Linked DNA regions of Mus musculus: regions 1 and 2 are each linked to region 3. Evidence: chromatin loops called from intact Hi-C (ENCODE). Cell type or tissue: gastrocnemius. All regions are shown on one strand.

Evidence for each region. Peaks named below come from ENCODE experiments on the same cell type or tissue, not always from the same donor. Only the 100,000 strongest peaks of a DNase experiment are listed, where the experiment ranks them.
Region 1: it touches region 3 in a loop (3-fold over the local background); 8 of 42 quality-filtered maps call a loop at or near these places.
Region 2: it touches region 3 in a loop (2.5-fold over the local background); 11 of 42 quality-filtered maps call a loop at or near these places.

Annotation. Positions count from the first base shown.
Region 1 is chr8:8,818,795-8,826,794 of GRCm38, reverse strand. No RefSeq gene overlaps it. Among named protein-coding and RNA genes, the nearest start is that of Gm39127, 100 kb to the right of the region's middle. In gastrocnemius, no CTCF peak of the experiment used is centred here; no DNase peak of the experiment used is centred here; H3K27ac peaks cover 1,911 bases.
Region 2 is chr8:8,686,050-8,694,049 of GRCm38, reverse strand. Arglu1 (arginine and glutamate rich 1) reads left to right here and starts at 3,513. Exons shown (of 4, transcript NM_176849.3): 1 at 3,513-4,073. The coding sequence starts at 3,733. It overlaps Mir7654 (microRNA 7654), which reads left to right and starts at 3,888; the gene lies at 3,888-3,957. In gastrocnemius, no CTCF peak of the experiment used is centred here; DNase peaks (open chromatin) are centred at 3,487 and 4,043; H3K4me3 peaks cover 2,887 bases; H3K27ac peaks cover 3,303 bases.
Region 3 is chr8:8,988,568-8,996,567 of GRCm38, reverse strand. No RefSeq gene overlaps it. Among named protein-coding and RNA genes, the nearest start is that of 4933430N04Rik, 140 kb to the left of the region's middle. In gastrocnemius, a CTCF peak has its summit at 3,592 (motif pointing right); DNase peaks (open chromatin) are centred at 1,489, 1,795, 3,620 and 3,940; H3K4me3 peaks cover 2,025 bases; H3K27ac peaks cover 5,328 bases.

The DNA of each region.
Region 1 (8,000 bases), 170 kb after region 3:
CACCCAGAAAATCACTGAGACATTTCTAACTAGTCCCCCTTAAGTCCTGTACTGATGCCTGGCTTCTGAGATTCTCCGGCCACTGCTGCCTAACTGTCTCCTTTCTATTTCCAAGCTCCACATCTCTTCTGAGCAGACAAACAAGGTGTTTGGGTTTTTTTCTTCTCACAGATGGCGGTTCTGTGCATCGAGTCTGAGGTCCTCAGTTCCATCATTTACATCAGATTTTCATCTTAACAGAAACCTATTACAGATGGCAGGCTTAAGATCACAGATGTTGCCTTGATTTTGGAGGGATTTCCACAGCAAGTCGGACTCTCAAGGGGCAAGAACTGCTGGAGATAGTTGGGGCTTTTGGCACTGAGTCAATTTTATCATCCACACCCACATCGGAGCAGCATCCAGGAGAAGCACAGAAGGAAAATTACCTGTTAAGTGCTCGAAAAGCCAGAACTGTTTGTGCTTGGCTATAGTCGGGGAGAAGTTGCTTCTTTTTCACGTAAAAGTTTTTTGCATCAGTGCTACCATTAACAATCCAATAAAAGCTTGGTCAGAATGGGCTTTATACATTTTGTATGTAACGGTGAACTGTAAATTTGATGGGGAAAGGGAAGTATCATTTATTAATCCCTGTTCATTTCTCCTTATGGTCAGTTGAGTGGCTCACTGACAATAGTAGAGGTTTTTTTTTGGTTTTTTTTTTTTTTTTTTTTTTTTTTGTTTTTTTTTTGACAGGCAGGGATAACTCAACAATGGAAGACTCCATGCCGGACCTTGAGCCATTTCTAATCTATCAAAGTAATATAAACCCCAAAACCTATCCACAAAAGAACCTGCGTGTTATGCAGATCACAACCCAAGGATATAGTATTAAGTGCTGTAGGCATGACTGGACCATCTGATACATCGGATCTTTGTAGAATTACATCACTTCCCAACATTTGTGAGTGTTCACTATAGGAAATGTAGAAAACAGTAAATAGCTTTGGAAGGACATAGTGAATATTCACAACTCTACTCATCAACAATGCAAGTAGTCAAATCTACTCAGATGGCAAATTTGCTGAGTATAAGGGAGCACTAACTTTGTCATGGGCAAAGGATACCATCATACTTTCCACCTGAGCATTAACTCAAGAATGCTTCTCTTACACGTAGAACTCTTGTAGCAACTTGTGCCTCATGTGTCTGTTAGTACCCATCATGGTGGATATGGAAGGAAAAATAAGAGATACTTGTATTTAATGTTGGCAAATACCAGGTACAATTAAAGTCCTTCTTTAAGAAACAGTCGAACACACACGAACACACACACACACACACACACACATACACACACACACACACATACACACACACACACACACACACACACACACACACATACACAGAAAAAATATTAAAATAGAACAGGAGCTCCAGAGGGATCTATAAATACTCGAGACAGACAGTGTATTGGATCGTCATCTGAGGATGCAGAGAGAGGCAATATCTCTGAGCATTATTAAACGGAGACCGTAAGAAATGCTTTCAAGTTCCTGAAACTCGTTATAACAACAATATTGTTTACAGCTGTTGTTTCTGAATATTTTTGTTAGCAAGAGAGTCTTAGTTTTCAAATCAGAGACTCCAATGTAGAAAATTCTGTGAAGGGTAGGCTTGGAGCTGGGTGACTCCAAATGCTCAGCAGGAAACTCGGCTGGGCTTCAAGCCAGTGGCTGTACTGGTGACATGAGTCTTGCATCTTCATTCTCCAGAGGTTGGAACTGATCGACCTCCCTGCTCCTTCCCACCTTGAGCTAGAGAACCCCTGGTATATACACATCAGGTGGATGGATTCATTTTGAGCTACTCCTGAACTCAGAGTCAGTCACATATTTGGACATGCCTTCCCAAGATTCCCTCTAAAGCTTAAAATGACAAAACAAGAGGGTGAGAGGAAAGGTTCTTGCAGCTAACAAACGATTAGCTGTGTGGGCTTTCTCAGAGCCCCTGGATAGGGAAGGATGGTAAAGAGCTAACCCAGACCAAGGCTCTGTCAGGATACACTTTTGTGAGGTAAGCTTACTGCTTTGATCCATATGTGTAATTATCCCATTTCTCTAGTAGGAACAATGAGCGTTGAGAGTTAAACACTGAAAAATTACACAGCTGGTTCCAAGACCCAGATCTCACTACTTTACAAAATGTTGATTTCAAGGACTGGTGTATATCTCAGTGATAGAGTGCCTGCCTGGCATGGGCAAAGCTCTGGGATCCCTTCCTAGCAATAGACACACAGACACACACACCAGAGAGAGAGAGAGAGAGAGAGACAGATACGGACAGGCAGGCAGACAGACATGCATCTACCAACACATGGAAAAGGAGAGCCCATTCTAGGCCAGTTTTCCATATGTTGCCCACTTCAAGTTTTTAATCTCTTTTATAATTAAAACTTTCAAAATATAAAATTAGGTCTTAGAACAGATTCTAAAATCTTATGTGAGACAATTTCTGAAAAGAAGTTGAACAATATGCTAATGGTGTTGTCTGGAAACAGTAGGGGAGAATGTTTGATTTTACATTCTTTTGTATGAGTGTGTTTATGCTGGGTTCACAAAAATAGCTAATTCTTACTAAAACATAATGAAATTAGTTTGTTTTAAAGGAGGTAAGCATAGGTCCCCTTTTCCTCTGCACAAACACACACACAAGTTGAAGATTCATAATTCTTTTTTTTCCTTTATGATTTCTCTTGAATTCCCACCATAAATATTTGTGCAAATGACTGGAATAAGTATTATATAAATGAGAAAACAAGTTGTTCTTCCATAGTTTTTTCAATTTTCCTGCCTAGACTGCACCAGAATTGAGCCCAGCAGAACCAGGAAACCTCCTATGCCAGTATTCTCAGGGTTTCCTTACTTTGGAAGAGTGATAACACAGCATTCACATGAGACCAGCAGGCCTGAGAGGTTTCCGAGAGCCAGAGCCACCCCTGACTTCCTACAAGTTTTCTCATGTAATAAACCCAACAACTCCATGAGTAACATAACGTGTGTCTGCGCTTCTTCACCGATGAGGGAACTGAGACTGAGCCATGGTGAGGCATGCTCGCCAAGGTGCCAGCCAGTGATGGTGGCACTGTACTTGAACCCTGGTCGTCTGGATTGTAGATACTGACTCCGAACACAAAGTCACATTTCCTTTGTCATAATGAGACCGACACACAGATGATCACTGCTTCAAGACCCTCAAGAATACACCTGTTCACAAGACACATTGTCGTCTGCCTGCAAGCACTCATGTCTGGGGAGCCCTATAGTTGTTTGTGAACACAGAATCCTTCTGCAGACAGGACATAGCCATTACCGCTCATCGTGGATCTCTCTGGCACATTTTAGTCTAGTTTGCTTCCCAGTTTATATCCCTCTTGACGAGAAACTATTTCAGTAAGACAAAAAAGAAAAGAGAAAAATGCATTTTAAGTATTTTAAATTAAAAAAAACAAAAAACAAAAAACAAACAAACAAAAAACAACCACTTGCTTTTGAGGCAGGCATGAAGCCATTGGTTGAATTCCTAGCTTCGCTTTCTTGGCATTTTGAAAACGCCTTAGCGAAGGGGAAGGAAACAATAGCCTCACGATGTCCTTTTCCACGGGAAAGGGAAATTAACTTCCAAGGACCTATTCAACTTGCATATTAGAACTATCCCTTTTTGTATAACTCTTCCATGATAGGAAGAATCCATAGTATTCAGTAATCACAAATGAAGAGCAAAGGGTTTGTGGTCAGTCTATCCATGGCTGTGAGAGACGTCCTCCTACCCTCCGTTCCTCAGCAGACTGTTCTAGGCTCTGGATTTGCCTGTAACGGGGCAGACCCCTGACATCACTCACAGACAGGACATGTGAGCTTCTGAATAGAACACATCAGCGAGCAAACCCAACTCTCGGCTCCACGGGATTTTAAGTTCTAGTGAGTGAGGTCGCGCACAAAGCAGCTGAGCAGTGTGAATGTCAGTTCAGGAGGGAACATGTGATACAGAGAGAGACAGGGACGAGGAGGAGGTGCTGGACTGCTGTCCACACAGAGGTGACCTGTGAGCGAGCTGAGTGACATCAGGATGCTTGTGGAGTCCTCAGGAAGGCCCGTGCAGGATGAAGATGCCGTCTGATTTAAAGCTCTGAAGCAGAGTGGAACTGAGAATACATTACTGTTGCTGCCACAAGACCTGAGCTAGGCACTTCTCAAGCTGGAGGAAGGCTGGCCGAAGTCTGAAGGCGGTATATGAGTTGTACGTTTTCCTGGCATGGATAATATAGAGGTCAGAATGCTTCAATACATGGGGCATTCCTCCATCAAGAGGCATGCAGCCTAAGATATTACCCATGCCCAGCATGAGAAATCCTGTCCTACAATCCCCTGTCCACTCTCTCACATTGGTCCATCTCCTCTGGTGACTGTGGCACCCTGTGACTAAGAAGAGAAATTTAGGAATGAAGAAGGAGGAGGAAGAGAGGGAGAGGGAGAAGGAGAGGGAGAGGGAGAGGGAGAGGGAGAGGGAGAGGGAGAGGGAGAGGGAGAGGGAGAGGGAGAGGAAGAAGAGGAAGAGGAAGAGGAAGAAGGAAGGGAGGGGAGGGGGAGGAGGGAAGGGGAGGGGGTGGGGGAGGAAGGAGGAAGAGGAAGAAGAAGGGAAGACAAATAAGCTGTTACTAACAACTATGAGGAGAGTGCTCATCCAGCATTCACCCTAGTGAGTAAGAACACTGCATACAGAAGGAACACACAATAACCTGTTCAGGATGAGTTCGCCACCGCCTCCCTGACACCTTAATGGTCAAATTGAGTTGCAAACACCCCTCACCTACATTGAAGCTCCTCTGTGTCGTATCCCCTAATTCAGACACACAGCACAAGTTCATCTGGTCTTATGTAGCATCACTACCCCCAGTTTGCAAACAGCTGGCAGCAAACCACATGGCAGTAACTAAAGGGGTCCGATAGAAACCCGAAGAGATAAAAATGACAAGGTGAAAGGAAGAAGACGTGGTGTTGGGGCTGGACATGAGGAATGTTGGCCAGCATGAAGAGACACATTCTAGATGCTGGGCACCATCATCAAGATAGCTTTGAGCCATCCTGGCAGGATGATACATAATATAAGAAGGTGCACAGGGCACACTGAAAAGGAATTCAGAAGTCAAAAGTCTTGGTGGTTTGTGTGTGTGTGTGTGTGTGTGTGTGTGTGTGTGTGTGTGTGTGTGTATTTGGAATACCTATCAAGTGAAAGTACCCTGTTCTATTGCAAAATATGTCTAGGATTTTGATGGGGTTCTGTTAATTTAAAAAAAAAACTACAAGCCGTTTGTACTTTGTGAGATTATAAAACTTTCATGCAAACAACTGGGTCTTTTCATGTTCCCGTGTCTCCCTGATAAGCCATTTTATACACTGTCACTATGAGCTTGTTGGCCAACAGCCAGCTACATTTTTCTTTGGGAATAAGGGGCAAGCCGTCACAAGGCTACTCATTCTCACCCTGTCTCAGCAGTTACACATTCAATAGTGTGCTCTTGAGTGTTGCTTGCATTTCTTGCCTCTGCAGTGCCATGTTCTCTTTCTTCAGTTTGAAAAAGGGAGATTTAAGGAGCGAAATACTGCGTGGGGAATCCTCCCCCATCAGGAACCGAAGCTAAGGGGAAGGCTTGCAGGCTTAGAAAACAGTCCTCGGGTCATTGTACCCACTTAACCGGATAAAGTAAAGGGTATTGGCACAGACACATGTCCAAGTAACTAAGACTGATGCGCACACACAGAAATGTCATGAGTTCCTTACATTTGCATGGGAAAACTGGCGATGAAATGTACTTATGCTAATATCCTATATTTATAAGATATAACTCCTACTCAGTATGTTTATAATCACTTGAAGACACTGGAAGTCAGGTGACAGTGATGACAAACCAGGAGACCTGCCAGGGCCGCTGTAGAGGACCTCGAGCCTGCATTATTTCCTGGTGACATAGTGCTATGTGTTTCGGATTGTATCCATCTAGTTTCACAGTTCATTAACAGGACAGCCCATGAAGAGATTGCACTTATTATCTGGGCCACTGCAGCAGACACACACAGATCCTGACACAAATAGAGCACCGTTTAGATACTTTCAGAATCTGTCACCCACCTTAGATGCTGATAAATGTCTCTCCACACTGCTGGGTCAATTTACATTGTCTAGAATTAGGGGGAGCAGAGAGTGCACACATATATGGGGTGGTGTTGGAGGAAGCTGTTGGCTCTGAATGAGAATGCCTGAAGGACAAGCTTGATAAAGAACTCTTTTCAGACCATTGGGGGACCCAGAATAATGAAGTCAAAAAGGCTTGGGATGTTCTACTGCAAGGGAAAGCAATTGATGAGGATCAAGTCCAGGGAGATTTAGGCTAGGTGCAACTGTATTGCTCTGCATGTATGTATGTATGTATGTATGTATGCATGCATGTATGTGTAGCTGTACATATGGGCATATGTGGAGTGTGTGTGCATATATGTGTACTGGCATATACATGAGTATGTGTGTGCATGTGGGAGTGTGTGTGTATGTGTGTATGTGTACATATGAGCATGTATATGTGTGTGTGCTGGTGTATACATGTGCATGTGTGTGCATATGAGCATTTGTGTGTTTGTGGTATGTGTGTGTATATGTATGTGTGTAGATGTACATATGGGCATGTGTGGTGTATGTGTGCATATATGTGTGCTGGTGTATATATGGGTATATGTGTGCATAAAGGCATATGTGTGTATGCAGGGGGTGTTCATGTGTATAGGTATACATATGGGCATGTGTGTGCACATGTGTGTGTGCTGGTATATACATGTGTATGTGTGTGCATGTGAGTGAGTGTGTATGTGTGTGTGTCTGTGTGTTAGTGTTTTTGTTTTGTTGTTTTAGAGAAAGGATGCCTGGGGCATGAACTTACCATGGAAGGCGTGAGTCCTAAGTTAATCATCTGTCTACCTTGGCTCATAAGAGCTACTCTGTGTGGCTGGGGATCCCTGGGAAGGTCAGAGGAAATGGTCTGTTGGGCGTGGCTTCAAAGGGTGGACAGTGAGCAGTTTGACTTTTCCCATCAGTGTCTAAATTTATCTCCATTGTTTCTTTCCTTTCTTTCTTTTTTTTTTTTTTTTCTCTTTTGCACTAAAATGGGACTTGGGCCCAGGGAAGGACAACAATATCTTGACAGAGAACTGTGTGCATGGAAGACAGGGTCATCTACATTGTCTGAACTCCATGTGTGACAGAGATTACACTTGGAGAGAACAAAAGAACTACGCAACAGAAATGTCCCCTGCCAGTAAACAAGCGAAACGTGACTCGCTGTAACAGGCAGCTTCCTGAAGCATAGCAGTTTATGAAAATAATTGTCCCATTCCCACCCCTCCCCTGGCGTTTCTCCCTGAGAAGGAGACTTCAGACAGAAGGGGTTTCCTAAGGCTTGGACTGCTCCTTGGGAGTAGCTTGAAGATGGACCGAAGCTGCATGAGCGGAAATTTAATCAGCATGCTCTTGTTTCACCAAAGGATACTTGGATGGCCACCCTGCGCAGTAGTTACATATGACTAGAAGAAGCCTGACTCAACGCTATGCTGAATGAGTGGAGTCCGGTCCCCTCATTTAAATGGAAGGCAGACTGTGTGGTTCAACAACGTGCTTGATGAAGTTACTGTTGCTTGGTATTTTAAAGGGCCTTTCATCCACTCAGTAAAAGATTCTTCTAGAACAAGCTCTTAACGCAACAGTGGATGTGCCTTCTACTGTAAGATTCTTTCAATGCCTTTGCAAATATGAACACTTTTGACTATAACAGTTCTGCCCTTAATAACAAATATTTACAACAGTTTAAAAAAAAACATGCAGTGTGGATAGTATTCCAAGATGCATACTGAAAGCATTCTTGTCCCAGAAGATGTCCCAGACAACAACAATGATGTATCAAGATCTAGATG
Region 2 (8,000 bases), 300 kb after region 3:
AACATGAATCAGTGGGCATATTCTAAACTACAGAACAGCAAAAAGAGATACTCTTGGAGGACCTGACGGTGGGGATGATTTTGCCCATTGAGCAAGAAGAAAAGGCAACACAGGGGACTGCCGATCACTCATCGGCATTCAAAGTTTTGAAATGGGAAAACTCCCTAATCAAGAATTTCTCATCCAGCAAGGTGATTGTCCAAATGCCCTGGAGAAGCAAAGACACCATTAGTAAACCAACACAGGAGAAAGTTACTAAGGAAGCGACTTTACAAGGAATGGTGAAAGCAGGTCTCCAGAGGGAAGGAAAATCTCTATAGAGAGGGTCGGAGAATGTGGAAAAGAACGCTATTCAGCTGTCCTTCCAGTGCCTTCCTGTTGGCAGAGTGGACTTATATCCAAGCCGGGTGCCCCCAAACCACGGGGAAGGTCCAGAAAATGTCCTACCTTTTGCGTTCAGGATATGGCTGCTTGCAAAGACAGCCCCCTTCCTTATGTGCTTCAAATTAGGTTCTCTGAAGCGCTCTTGCTTTCTGTGATGTGGCTACACACAGGCCCTTTATGGTCTTTTCCTTGCCTCCTTCATGAGCTGACTTCTTTTGTCTTCAGGGAGGAATGAGAATGTGTTTGCTAGTCGACCTTTTAGTTAAGTTCGCCTCTCTTCCTGGTGTCTGTGGCCTTGGCCAGCCTCCTACTCAAACCTTCTGGGTGCTATCTCAGCTCTCCTTCTCTGCACCAGAGCTTCCAGAAATACTGTCTTGAGAAGGACCGCCTTTTCCCTAACTCTAAAAACTCCCTAACCTGATCGGTACAGATGAGCTGGCCAGGGCTTCTCTGTGCTGCAGTGGTCCACAAAAGCCTTCTCTTATGATGTTTACATTTACATTTGCTCTAGATTTGGCCTTGACTTTGGACTGGTTACTGGTCCCAGCTCTCAGGGATCAGCCCGTGTTACCACCTTGTCACTGTTCTGTGATCCTGTGCAATTCAAACAAATTTCTGGGAAGGAAGTCCTGTGCCTTTCAACCTGGTACCATCAACAGCTCTTGCTCTGCCATTTGAACAGGATGGTCCCAGATCCTTGCATCTCATACTTGTGTGTGCTTTTTGCACACAGAAGAGCCTTTCCCTTAGTAAAAGATTCTGTTAGTTTCTTCCTGAAGCACAGGAGAGCCTTCTTTTTTGTTTGTTTGTTTGGTTGGTTGGTTTGGTTTTTCGAGACAGGGTTTCTCTGTGTAGCCCTGGCTGTCCTGGAACTCACTTTGTAGACCAAGCTGGCCTTGAACTCAGAAATCTGCCTGCCTCTGCCTCCCAAGTGCTGAGATTAAAGTACCATGGCCGGGCTGAGAGCCTTCTTTTGTTCTGAATACACTTAAAATTAACCTGGGATGGTATTAGATCTCCCAGCCTCCATTTCAGATGAAGAATTAGATATCTGGTCATTTATCTTTAGGGGAAAGGCTGTTTGCATTGTTCAGAAAAGAACAGTTTCAGACTGAAACAAAAGGTAGTTTTTGGAAGTTAGAGTTCTCCAGATTCAATGACCAGAGAGAGCTGTGATGAAAGTGGCTTACTCTGGGTTGAAGGTGTGCAAAATCCTGTCATTTAAAATTCTCTAGAAAGCTGTTTTACATTACTATGGAGGCCAGACAAGATTGTTGTATTTATTTACTGATTCATGATGCTAGCCAAATGTCCCCTCACCCTGTGTTCCAGGTGCTGGGCCTGGCATGGGTTCACTGCTGAAAGGCAGATCAGGGGACTGTGCCTCTCTCAAGGGGAATTTCTCAGCAAGACAGAATATTGCTAAAGTGACTGACAGCCAGCTAAGGTACTGAAAGTCTGATGGTGGTGTTACCCTCAAACTCCTGTCTATCTTGAAACACAGGATGGAATGTCTGCAGATGTCATGAAGATGAGGGTGCTCTGGAGCCTGGAGGGAAACTACACTCAACTCTCATAAGAAGGTGGTACGGGCCAGGGCACTTGCTCAAGACCTTGGTTTATGCCGGGCAGTGGTGGCACATGCCTTTAATCCCAGCACTTGGAAGGCAGAGGCAGGCGGATTTCTGAGTTCGAAGCCAGCCTGATCTACAAAGTGAGTTCCAGGACAGCTACACAGAGAAACCCTGTCTCAGAAAAAAAAAAAAAAAAAAAAAAAGACCTTGGGTTACATCCCCAGCACCACACACACACATAAAAAGAAAGAATGAGGCTACGATGGTGATGGTGTACGCCTTTAATCCCAGCATTTGGGAGGCAGAGGCAGGCAGATCTCTGAATTCCAGATCAAACTGGACTACAAAGCTAGTTCCATGATAGACCACAGAGCTGTCCAGGGCTGCAGAGAGAAACTGTCTCAAAAAAACCTACACATACACACACATACAGAGAGGTAGAGTGGAATCCTTACTGCCTTTGAACCTCCAGAAGAACCCTTCCTCTAAACTTCATGAATTGGACCTAATATGCAATGTTTCAGCATTAAAAGGTGGGCCCTTTGGGAAAGAGAGTAAGCCCTGGGGCTTTGGTTTAAAAAAAAATGCAACTAGTGTGTTTTGTGTGTGTGTGTTTTGTTTGGTTGGGGTTTTTTTGGCCTAGTGTTCTTAAGATGTTTACAAGGGAACCCTTATCTTATGCATTCTTTTCCCCTCCTAAGGTCTCCTGCTGGAAGCTCAGACAGAATCCTTAGCACAAACAGATCCACTACTTAATAGAGTTCTCAGCCTCCAGAACTGTAGGAAACAACTTTCTCTTGGGTATAAAATAATGAGTCATTGGTATTTTGCTATAGCAGCTCAAAAACTAAAAGACTCATTGAGATAGGCCACTACCCATTTTTCTTTTCGATGTCTTTAAAGAGAGCTATTGCTCTCTGGGACTAGGCCTTGAGCTCATTATGTAGTCCAGGCTGGCAAAATCCACAAAACTGTAACCTTTTAAATAAAACTTTATTAAGAGCATTTAACTGGCTCTAACATATACATTCTTAAGAAAACTTGGGACTCCTCTGGGCATTGTTCTAATTTATTGTTTGTTTACAATAAATTATTAACAATTTATTAATTGTTCTGGTTGGTATGTATGCATGCATGTATGTATGTATGTATGTGTGCAACCCCAGCTGGCCTCCAACTTACTAAATAGCCAAGGCTGACCTTGGACAACTGGTCCTTCTGATCCATCTTCTAGGGGCTAAAATTCTGGGCATGTACCACCACATCCAACTCACAATTGATACATTCTCAATGCTGGCTAAGGAAACAACAGGACTTTCCCAATTACTCGGGCCTTATCCTGTCTTTCAGCCAAGGCTCATCATAAATATTCTCCAACTCCTAAGGTTTTCGTGGGTCTTGTTGAGGTGAAAGTTAAAGACCTGAAGGCTGGCCAGCATTCTTCTCTTTAGTTGCCACGCAGCGGCGGAAAGAGCCGAGCGCGCTCGGCCGCATTCGCCGGCCCTCCTAGGCGACGTCGTCAGGGGGCGGGGCTCGTGCCGGCACGCTCGGCGCGGGGCATTGTGGGAAGGGCGGCCGGTGCTGCCACAGCTGCCATCTTAGGGACTCCGGGCCGGGCCTGCTAGGCCTTCGCGGCGGAGGCGGCCGTGTGCGTGGCGGGTGCGCTTGGGGCGAGGCGGAGGGTCCGCGGGCGGGGGGCCGCGCTTCCCAGCGGCGAGGGGGCGGCCTGCGGCGGGCAGCGGGCGACAGGCGGCGGGCGCCGCGCGGCGCGAGGATGGGCCGGTCGCGGAGCCGGAGCTCGTCCCGCTCTAAGCACACCAAGAGCTCCAAGCACAACAAGAAGCGCAGCCGCTCGCGCTCGCGCTCGCGGGACAAGGAGCGGGTGCGGAAGCGCTCCAAGTCCCGGGAGAGCAAACGGAACCGGCGGCGGGAGTCGCGCTCCCGCTCGCGCTCCACCAACGCGGCGGCATCCCGGCGCGAGCGGGAGCGCGCCTCGTCCCCGCCCGACCGCATCGACATCTTCGGGCGCACGGTGAGCAAGCGCAGCAGCCTGGACGAGAAGCAGAAGCGCGAGGAGGAGGAGAAGAAGGCGGAGTTCGAGCGACAGCGAAAAATGTGAGGGGCGCGCGGCTGGAGGCGCGGGGCGCGCTCACGGGGGCCGGGTGGGGCGGGAGCGCCGGCCCGGAAGTCCGAGTTGAGGGCGCGAGGCGGGAGGTTGGCGGGGCTGCGGATCCCCGGGCCCGAGGCGTTGGAGCGCAGGGCACCTGTGCGGGGGTCCGTCCCGGGGCGCGCCCGGCTTGAGAGTGTGGGCCCTTTCTGAACCTCCTTTCATACGGTCGTTCAAAGACAGATGCACAAAGTTGCAGCGGACACCCGGGGTGCCTCTCCGGCCCCTCTCTTTTTTGTCTTGGCCTCAGCCCCTCTAGTGAGCATGCTTGACCCTACTGTTGACCCTGCTGTTTGCCCGCCTAAATGCTTCTAGTTTCAGAGCGCTCTTATCCGAATTTTTCACTTAGGGCAAAACCGGTTCCCATCAGGGGACTGGACTTGAAATTTGGGGGAAGATCACGTGGTTTTGAGTGAGGCGGCTTTCGATGTGAAAGTAGGTGTTGATGACCCAACCAGAGTAAACTTGAACGTTGTGAAGTACTTTTTTAAAAAAGATGTGCCCAGCCCCCCTCCCCCCCCCCGCCCCAGCCACGTGGAGCAATAATACTAAGCATATGTGTTCCCTGTTAAGCCAGCCATCGTTTCCGGAGTAATTAACTGAAGACTTGAATAAGTGGTTATGAAGCAGGAACTAGGTAGTTTGTGTATATGACTTGTGTAGGGGTTTCTATTTTCTGCAAAAAAATAGAAGGCAGATTTTTGTGGTAGGCAGGTTTTCCAGAAGCCCCTAGGAGGGAGGTAAGGGATTGAACACAGCGAAGCACTGTAGTGGAACTGGGGTCTTGGCTTGTACTGTTTCTCAGTACACCTTGGCCACATAGAATCCTGTTAGGATCTGGAACAAGCCTGTAGCTTAGTAGAACATAGACATAGTTGTGTGTGACAGTTGACAGTTCTCCACGTGAAAACAAAGGAGTCATCACATTGCACGTGGACAGCATAGGATGAAATGAAACATCGATAGAGCTGTGTTCAACTATGCCATTAGCATTGAGAAGGGAAAGGGACAGGGCTGGCAGCCAATGCTAATACTAAATTCTCCATATCCACTAGACACTGCTCCAACGTGGTCTAATGTTTTGCAGAGAATACACTGAAAAGACAATGGAGATGGTGCCTTGGGAGTGAGGGAAAGTAGTTTGCTTACAAATATTGGTTGGCTAGTTCATTCAGCTAGTTTACTGAACCTTTAATAAGTGCCAGGGTCAGTTGATAGGAAGATGATCGATTTGCTCCTTCTGACATGCTCTAGCTCAGATGGCTGGTAATACTATAGTAAATTCAGCGGGAGTATCTCATCAGGAATGCAGGGTAGGCGATGGTGAGGCTGTCAGGCCTGTAGGGTGTGTGTGGACCAAAGGAGTAAGCTGTCTTCCTGGTTCCCTGAGAGAACAAAGTGGAAGGAAGAATGGAAAAGGAACTGACTGAAAAAGTATTGAGTATTTGTATTCGTACAGTTGGGTGTGGGATACAGGCAAAGCACTGGAGTTAGCTGTCAGGTTTATAGTGTTATTACTGCAACTGTTCTCTACCTTCCGTTGCTTTAAATGAGACCAGACTGTCAGGCAGTGTAGTTGAGAGGGAAAAGCAGGAGTCTGCCCTTGACACACCTAGGTTCTGTATATAAGAAAGAGCTTAGCTAACTAAGGTGGTGACAGACAGGGCTTTACTCTGTTAATAAAACCTGGGGAATAGATAGAGTGCCATGGGGACTATATAAAGAGAAGAGCAGTTGGTTCCAAGGATTGAAAAAAACATCAGGGAATGTATATTTGCAGTAAAAAAAAATAGTCCAGGGTGGGACATGGTGATGCTAAAAGTCTGTGAGTGCCTGGAATGTTTTCATGGAGTCTGGAGTTAGATGAGTAGACTAGTATAATTCCAAGGCCTTAAAGAAATCATTTGAGTTCGTCTGTGAAATGGAGTCCCATTTTATTGTGAAGATTGGAGATGCTATCAAGTACTTAGTTCTTTTCCTGAGAGTGAGTCAGTCAGTGTTACTGAGTATAACTGACCATGCTTCCAGGCACAGCTTGCTGAATAATTCAATAAGAAATCCAGTAATTATAATCTTAGTTCATTAAAATAATTCAATAACATAATTAAAAGGTGGGCTTTTACATTTTCACATTTTTTAAAAAAGATTTATTTATTTATTATATGTAAGTACACTGTAGCTGTCTTCAGACATCCCAGAAGAGGGCTTCAGATCTCTTTACAAATGGTTGTGAGCCACCATGTGGTTACTGGGATTTGAACTCAGGACCTTTGGAAGAGCACTCAGTGCTCTTAACCTCTGGGCCATCTCTCCAGCCCCCTTATTCACATTTTTGAGGAGCTAATTCACATGGCTCAAAATTGAATCAGATCTTCCTCTTGCCCTTGGATCTCAGCCAAGTATCGTGATCTCCCATCCATGTACTATACCAATATTAACATTTCCTATGTATTCTTTTAAGTTGTGCTAACTGCTGAAAAAAGATAACGAATAACCTGTAGCAAATCATATCATTGGCCTGGTAACTTCCTCCAGCCAGTGACGTCTGAGTTTCAATTCTTAGTGTTACCTGAATTACAAATCAGGAGCCCAAGAGTATCCCAGGTGAACTGGAATTCATGATTCTTAGGCAAATAAGCAGAGCTCATGTTTGAGGGTAAAGAACTTTGGAATGAATTTACTCCGTGAGCCTATATATTTCTGGAGCTTAGAGCTTTTAAGACAGTGGTGGAGCAGCACCAAGACCTCTGCGTCACTTTGGTACTGGTTCTCTTCCCATCCTTGCCTCACCTTTTTCCTGGAGAAACTGCTGGGTACAAAAGATTTAAGCCCATTAGATTGCGGGTCTGTTAAGGTTCATTATGTCACCACACAGCATTCATCCTGTTCAGTAGAGTGGCTATAATTTACCTCAGAAACAGGAGTTTTAAATAATGGCATGCTACATAAACACAAGTGGCCCAGTGTTTAGTACCTTGTTAGGTATGAAGTAATTAGTGTTTACTAGTAATTACTAAGCAATTCCTACAGGTTCCAAGATCTGAGTTTCCTTGTTTTTAGGATGTCTTAAAATACAGCATCAGTTCTACCTAGCGAGCAGTGCCCTCACTTAGCCAACCCTGGTTTGGTTTATTTAATCAATTACCATCTTTGAAATACATGAGAAAAATGAGGACCTGTTGCCACTTGATAAAACCTTGATCTTGATTCAATAACTTGTCCTAGGAGTTTCTTTAGCTAAGCACTGGGCTCCAGGGATGAGACAAAGATTAGAGAAAGGCAAGATTGAACAACCTCTCTTCCCCTTCCCAAGGAACCCGTGAGCAAGGCACTCTGGCACTGAGGGCAGCAGCTTTTGAGGAGAGGCTTCAGAGAATCTGTGAGTCTTTCTGTGAGATCAGGACCAGGGTTGCTTTGGCTGCCTTTTGAAGAACGATTGTTGGTTTAATGGAAGGGTTGGGCTAATGGTGTTGTTATTGTTGGCTTCCTGTTAACTTTGGCCATCAGTGAAGATGATGTACTCTAGTTGCCTAAATTGGTTGTCTGTGTGCCTGTTGGTTTTCTGAGTTTTATGTAGAAAGGGAGTAAGATAATATGGCCTTGAACTTTTTTTTTTTTTTTTTTTTTGCCACAGACTCTAGAAACAGATTCGATATTTATCTCTGGGTCCTGAAGATGCATTTTTAGTCTTTTTGAGAATAATAACCAAAATTATGTTCTGTGAGGCTTGTAGCAGTGCTGAGAAGCCCGGACCTTGCCCACTCCTCATTTATGGTGCATAAATAAGGTTATTGGAGGCATGCTGGGGTGCCTTACAGTTCCCCCAGGAACAAAGGGAGACCAGCAGCCCTGCTTTAGACTATAAAACCTCTGAG
Region 3 (8,000 bases):
TCAGTAGGCACCTGCACATACATGGGGTACATTTTCACACACACACACACAGACAGAGGAATGCAAGGGTAAACAAAGGTAAATCTTTACAACCATGTCTTTAAAAAGAAAAGAAGGATACAGACAACACCAGGAAATGCCCCTTAGAGACAAATGACCTGTTCTCTGGCCTTCTCCATGGTCTGCCTGCTTCTGCTATGATTCAAAGCAACTCTGAGGTAGCTCGCAGCCCCTTCTGGGAGACAGAATTAGTGTCTTGTCTATGAATATTTCCATTTTGCTGTGAAGCAGAACTTACCTGCACATCCCCTAGAACCTGGTCAAGTCAAACTGAATCCACCGTATGTATTCACTAAGAAGGAAATGCCTGCTCCCCTAAGAGGGAAACCATCTATTTGGTGGCTTCTTCCCAAGACAAAAGTGGGTCTCAAATACCACCCGTTTCCAAGCGAGTCAAAGAGCAACTCAAGGTTCTCTAATGTATACAGATCTGAAAGCCTGTCTGAGATCCCACCGGTTCTAGACAGTTTAAACCTCCAAGATGGTTCACAGAAACTCAGCAAAAGTTGTGAGTGCCCCCCCACCCCCGTGAGTGCCACCCCTGCGGAGGTAAACAAGTGGGATCTATATTTTCAACTGATCTGAACCTGAATCTCCCTGGGTCTCTGTCAATAGCAAGGATTCTTGCTGGGCAACTGCAACCTTCAGCAGAAGCTACGTCCCTGGCCTCAGGATGTATTCTCAGATGCCCAAGCTGGGTTCTCCTTGATGGAGTCCTTAGAACAAATGCTCTCTCTTCCTCCCATCCCCGCAAACCCCTGCACTTCAATCAGAGGAACCAGGAGACTCCAAAGTGCCTTTCACACACCAGCGCCTCGGTGGACTGAGCCTGTGGTTGGAACTCTTTCATCTGCCCGCCTCCTGGAGGAGATTCTCTAATTGATAATGAATTCCTAGGGGGGTGGGGGTGGGGGATACGTGATTTCAGGCTGTAAATTAATAACTCCTTCCAAAGCATAGCACCCAGTTTTTAAAAATAATATTATCTACTACATGGTATGGGTAAATTTTCACAGTAAACTATTCCTAAGAAAGCAAATTTATGATAAGAAAAATTATAATGATTTTTAGTTTGATAGTGCATACTCGAGCAAGTCAATAATTGTAGCGACCTACTTTTCTAAAATATGAAAACCCCACATGTGTTGTCTCAGGCAATTTGTTGAGTTTCAAATTATTTCAAACTGGGAGCCTATATGTAGGGCAGGTGTCTCTTAAATCCCAAATCATGGGTTGCGTGCTGATGCTTGCCTTCAAAGCTTGGGGGTATTTAGGAAAAAAAAATAGTAACAGCAGTGTTGAGAGGAGGGAGGGAGAGAGGAAGAGAGGGAAAGCCGGGAACTGAGGAGAGAAGATGTGGAGGAGGGAGAGGAGGGCAGAGCGGAAGGAGTTAGAGTGGGGGAAGGGAGGCGGAGCAAGGAACAGATTCATTTCCTGGACCACCTTAAAAGCGTTCTTGGTGTTTTAAGCAACCCACAGGCAAGATCCCGGTTAAAGACTGGTGCTAAATCTTTGAATCAATTAATCAGGAGCCTGCGCAGAGCCACCCTACCCAGCTGCATGGACGGCCCGCAACTCCGGGCTGGGGATTCACCAGTTTGCCTCTGTGGCTGCCCTATTGTCGCGCTTGAAAAGAACATTCCCACAGTGCTGGCTCTAAAAACAATAAACATCGTATGTAAAAAGAAATGACATAACCTTGGCACTGATAAGGAGCGTTTCCCAGGGCTGCGGGGACTGTCTCGGGAGGGGCGACAGGCCACCCCCACTCTGGGGCCTGGGAGGAAGTGTCCAAGGAGGCCTGCTGGGGCCCTTGGGCTGTCCCAGCACAAAGAGCTAGGAGTGGGCAGGTCCCTCCCAGCCTCTGGAAAATCAATCTAAGGAAGTCTGATGCCATGGAACGGTTTCCTGTCCACTGTGTGGGAAATCTAGCTGAGTGCAAGCGCTGGTAACAATGGGACAATATATTATAATAAACAGGAAAAATAGCATTGGCCACGGAAATCAATAGCCTGAGTTCACCAGGCATTCATAAGATTGACAAGTGAATAAATTAAAACCAAAAGGTTAGCACACTGAAAGAGAAGTTAATTTTATGTCCGCCCTGGAGCCCCCTCTTTTGAGGCGCAAATTAAGACTGTGTATAATAAAATGAACATAAAGTCTCGAATTTAAAATAAAGCCTTCCTTAGGACTTACATGGTTAGACAAGCAGAGATTCCTTTACAGGCTCCCCCATGCATGGGTAGTCTCAGTCAGGCTGCATTTGCAACCCCCTCCACAGCGTGACCAAAGACTTATTTAAAGAAATTTCTTGCTTTAAATAAACCTGCTCTCAGCAGCCAACTGTTCCTCCAGGAAGTGATGGGACACCCCAATTCACTGTAGAGGCTTACCCAAGCAGAACCGAATGGAGCAGCCTGCACGCTGCTCTTTAATTTAAAGGAGAGAGGAAAAAGCCACTCGAGGCTCCTCCAAACCCCCAAATAATTATAAACAAGAGAACGTAACTGACTCTAGAGCCCACCTGGGTTAAACAAACAGATCAGCTCACAGTCTTCTGGCTTTGTAGCAGCTTCCCTTTCTTAAAAATGTTTTTAAGTTTGGGCTGTCTCTTAAGCCATAAAACTGCTTTAATTAGAATTCACCCGTGAGCATGGCTTGTGATAAAGTGTTCAATGTACCAAATTCCTTCTGATTACTAATAAAGACACAGCCTTGTTGGGCTGGTGGAGCCACGGGCTGAGGGTTTTTGAGACAATTAATTCTCATCCGGGTTCTGCAGCTGAGTTTCACTACAGGTTTGTTTCTCTAAGTGTGGATCTACCCCAGTTTCTGAGCATTTGTTTGATCATATCAGAGTGCAGTAAACAAGTCTCTGGCGGCAGGTGAGCTATTCCATGGACTATCAAGTTTGACTCAAAAACCGCGGGGAAGTTTTGCTGGGCTTTGAAGATGCTCTGGGGTCATCCCTGGTTTCTCCTGTTTTGTTTGACTGTAGCAGTTTCTGCCCAGGGAGGAGCACTGATGGAATCTATTGTTTAGGGAGTTTGAATGGTTTAGTCTTCAGTATATATTAACTAACCAAGGAGGTGCTGGACACATGACGGTGGATTTATGAAACTGTCCACCTGGGAGCTCATTAAAGCATAAATTCAGGACAGCCAGAGTTTATCTAAAATAACCCCCCTGCTATGTTTTAGGAGGTTGTGGGGAGGTTTATAAATAGCTGACTAGAATCCTTTGATCAGTTTATTATATATAATAAATCCCTAAAATTTTAGAGGGGTGGTGAGAATTTGGGGTTGCTGTTGTACATGTTTTGAGGAGTTTGCCAAGGAGGAGCTAAAAAGTCTAATTAATTAATTAATTTTATTTATTTACTTATTATTCATTTATTATAAACTCAGTAAGCTTATATTTAAGGGAATTCACATGTGACTTCTTCATTGCCCATGAGGGTTATTTATTAAATTAACTCGTTTTTCATTCTATCCTTTGCAGCTGATGAAAGAGAAGGGAAGTATCTGCCATCGCCAGCAGAGGGCAGTAGATCCCAGGGAAATTTCTGCTTACTTAAAAGCTAAAGCTTGCTTTAGTAGGCACAAAAAAAAAAAAAAAAAAAAAAAAGTCCTACCGTGAAAGCTTTTGCCAACATTCTGGCGTCAAAACGCAGGAAGACCTCAGCACTTCCTGGAAAATCCACTCTGTTGTGAACCTTCCCACCCAGGACTCCATATTGTCTAAAGCAGCCAGAAATAGAAATTGACTTCCCCTCCTAGCTCTTGGTTTAATTTAGCATCAACCCACCAAGCAGCAGAAAGGGCTGGGGCTGTATTCTGAAAAAGCACAGGGCGCTTTTGCTCAGTGTTAACAGGCATCATCAGGGCCTGATGTCAGCCAGGCCTGCAGTCAGCAGCCAACAGGAGTATAGCACCTTGGGCTTTGTGTCCGCATCCCCGCGGGAAGCTGACCCTGTTCCCTCCCACAGCAGCATTCTTTCCCTATGGCCTTCTCTGTCCGGGTTTTCGCTGTACATCTGACATCGTGGAAACCTTCTGCCTGATCACCCAGGGCTGAAGGAAACATAAATGCAAGCAAGGCTTCAGGTTCACCCTTGGACCTCAGGTTCTCCTATGAACTTTAACGGAGATGCTGGGTTAGGAAAACATTCTTTCTTAGGGCACAGCCCTTGATTCCCCTGTCTCTTGCAATGGGCAAGGGACGTTTATGAGGGCCTGCCTTGTCTTCCATACTCAGCTCTCCCATGACCTTCCCCTTCACAAATCACAACTGCAAGTCACTGTCCCCACCCCCACCCCTGACTTTTCGTGCCTCTGCTTCTGTCCTTGTTTATGAGTCTCACTTCTTACTGCTCCGGATTTTTCCTTGGTTCGGACTCTTCCAAGGAGAGCGAATCTAAGGGTAAAGGGCAAGGACTAACGTGAGCACCTTGAGCACCGGGAGGGTGTCGTGAAACAAAGGCAGCTGTGCCTTATGTAACTGCAGTCAATCAAATTGACTTCGGTGAGTAGGACTGGGGTAATTTCAGTAATGAGTGGGCTTGCTTTTTAAAAATTCATTGTATTATGAAAAGGAGGGGGGAAAAAACGAGTTTCTGAGTAGCTACCTCTCCCGCTGAAGTCGACATGAACTCTAAGGATTTAAAAGTCTTGTCCTTCTTTTAAAAAAAAAAAAGGATGGCACTTTTGGCTTTAAATGTGTCTTTGGGGTTGTATGTTGGTTTGAACTGAGGGACAACACGAAGCCAGCATTTTCAAATATTCCCAATCAAAGCAGAATAAGAACTCATGTTCTTCAAAGAAATGTTGTGTTGTCATTCTGGTAATGCCTATTTACTTTTAAAGGGAAGAAATTAAAACTAAATAAGGGTCATGCAGTCTCTAAGAGCTACACAAACTCAAACTGTCCAACAAGCAGGATTTCTGGCCCCTACTCCAAAACACTTGGCATCTTTCAGCAAGGTCTCACCCCAGATGAAGACTTCCTGTTTCCCTGAACAAAGGACCTTGGGTGATGATCACCTGGTGGCTGTGTCGGCTTTTGAAAGTCACTGTCAACATTTTCTCTGCTGGTCAGAATCCAGAGGATGCCTGTGTGGGCTTGTTCTGTTTTTCGTGTCCCCAGGCTGTAATTATTTCCACTGATCTCAGGGAGCACACACTAGTTCTCAACCCTCACAGGGGTTTATGGGCCGGGGCCGTAGGAAGTGTCTGGCTGTGACTCAAAAACTTGACCTTCAGGCCAGACTCTGAGAGACGCGCAGCCAAGGAGGCCTGCGCAAGCCCTCATCTTCCATTTCCTAAATAAGCAAGCCTGAAGCTGGAGATGTCTCCCAAAGAGGCTGACTCTCGCCAGATGGTAGGATGGCTGGCCCATGCACCCTTGTCCTAAGCCCAAATTTGTTCATCTTCATTTTCATTGGTCAAGATTTTAACATCTGGGCACCGGATAGAAAAATACACCAGCATTCCTCTGCAGAAGTATGCAAAGAATGAAGCCAAGTCGTCTTGAACCTTCTCCAGGCTAAACAGTCGTGGCTCTCTGTGTCTATGGTGTCATAGCCTACCCCCTGGCTTTGCCAAGGCCATATAGCTCACTCACTAAGTTCTTCGTAACCCACAGCTCTGGGAATTGAGCAGTGTGTTCCATGTGGCCTGGCTAACATGGGCTGATGATGCTGGCTCACCTGTGTCAGCAATGCTAAACCATTTCTGTACACCCCAATGACTTTGAGCAACGGGCTAAAAATAGACACATCTAAGCCCTTTTCTTAGAAACGCATGTTTCTAATGACCCAGAAAACTGCTTTTTAAATAAGCAAACTAACAGGGCCAACGCTGGGCATTTTGAGGAGTTTCTTTAGAGGTCTGGTTCTCATGTGGCATTCATTCTATTTCTTTGGTTCTAGTGTGCTTTAAGACCCATACTGATGTTGATCAACTTGAACATCTCACAAAGACCCTACTAGATACCCCTAACTACAGATACTCAAGTTTAAGTCTAAATCAAAAAATGTTACATTTACTCCTGACAGGTGAAATATAGGTGACCCATTAAATCTGAAGGCTAACACATACACACACACACACACACACACACACTAAGTGAGACTTATTTACATGAAAAAAAAATTATTTAGTGCCTCTCCAAAGCTCAGATGTAACTCTTTGCCCATATTTACCAACTTCAGCAACCCTGCCCTATGGAAATGTCTGGATCTGATTGGTTTTTCTAATCAGGCTTTTCTATGGCCAAGATGTGTTGCGCGCGCTCAACTGGCCAGGAAGAACGACGCTGCTACAGGATCCTTCTGCACACGTTTATTCAGTCCTGTTTCTTCTTTCTCTATATTTCCCTTGTTTATATCTCCCTTGTTTTTATATCTCCCTTGTTTATATCTCCCCCGAACCCTGGGCCTCTCACTCCTTTTATACTCTCTCTCACCGCAGGCCACGCCCCCTCGCCAGTCACGAGGCTTCAGCTAATCAGGGCAGCAGGGGCAAATCTCCACCAAATTGGATTCACCTGTGTCCTGGTACACCTGCGCAGCACTCAAGATGTTTGTGTCTTATATGAGGAAGTCAGGTGCAAGTCATATGACTTAGCTGCAGTCCCTGGCGCCTTTGGGACTACCGCCACACCCGCTCCCCACAAAGATGCACCTGGGATCTGTCCTGGGGTCTGTCCTGGGACTGTCCTGGGTCTGTCCTCAAGTGTTCTTGTCTCCTGCACCTACTGCTTCTATCCCTGAACATCAAGGAAGTTCCTGTCCCGATTATTCCCAAGGACACAACTCAGGTTGCTGTTTTTATTTTTGTAATTAAAACAACAACAGCCACAACCTTGGAGACTGTATGTCCCTGAGGTGATTCTGCACACAATCTCCATCTTTCTTTATTATGTATAACCTCCCCCCAAATCTATGAACCCTGCCATTTTTTTCCAGCTGTAACAGAAAGCATAAATATAGACTTAAAAAACCTGGGTTTAAACACTGGACCTACTACCATTTACCAGCCATACAACTTCAGACAAATAAAGAGATATCCTGAGCCTCAGTCGTCTCATTTGTAATATGGAGATACTTAGGGACATTACAAGAGGTTAATGAAATAAAAAATATAAGTTCTAAGAGCTTATATTTAATAATTAATAATTCCTTTAAAATGTCTTCATTCATGAATTTTTTAACTCCTTATAAGAGCTTCAAATTCAAACTGGCAAGAATGGGGATAGATTGCTTCTCGTTTCTCTTTAAGTCCATCACAGGCATAAAAAGAAATAAATCCATAGCAATAAAGAAAGCAAAGGAAGTCATCAGAGACGTGAGTTACTGGAAGACAGCAAGCCAAGTCTGTAGGTGTAGGAGCAGAGGCCCAAGAACAACTCACAGCACAGAGCTATGACGGGGCTTCAGGAAAAAGGGGCACCGCCACACAAAAGGCTGCAGGGTAACAGGGAGGTGCAGGTTTGTAGAGAGTGAGGGAAAAGAAGTATGGCTACCAACCGCGCCTGCCGAAGATCCTCTTCACTGGGGATCTTTAGTGCAGAGGTAATCGGGGATTTGATTCCAGTAAACGGCATAGGAAAAGCAGCAGCGACCCTGGGAATTCAGCGTAAAGCTCATGACCCTGCCTTTTAGCTGAGTCGGGGAGCTAGGGAGAGCCAGTGGCTGCCCTCTTCACTAAACGTAGCCCACATGGAAATATATCAAGATGGTTCCTCAAATGTCAGTCACATGAAGGAAGTCTGAGAGCTGTACAAGAGAGGAGGGGAAGGGCCCAGCTAATTCTCCTGACTTTCAGTCTCATCAGTGAGTGGACTGCCAAGAAGGAGACTCGTCAGAATGGGGGAAAGCAGGATACAGGAGAAAAGAGCACAGACTCCAAGAGGTAAGCCGTTTTAGAACACAAGGA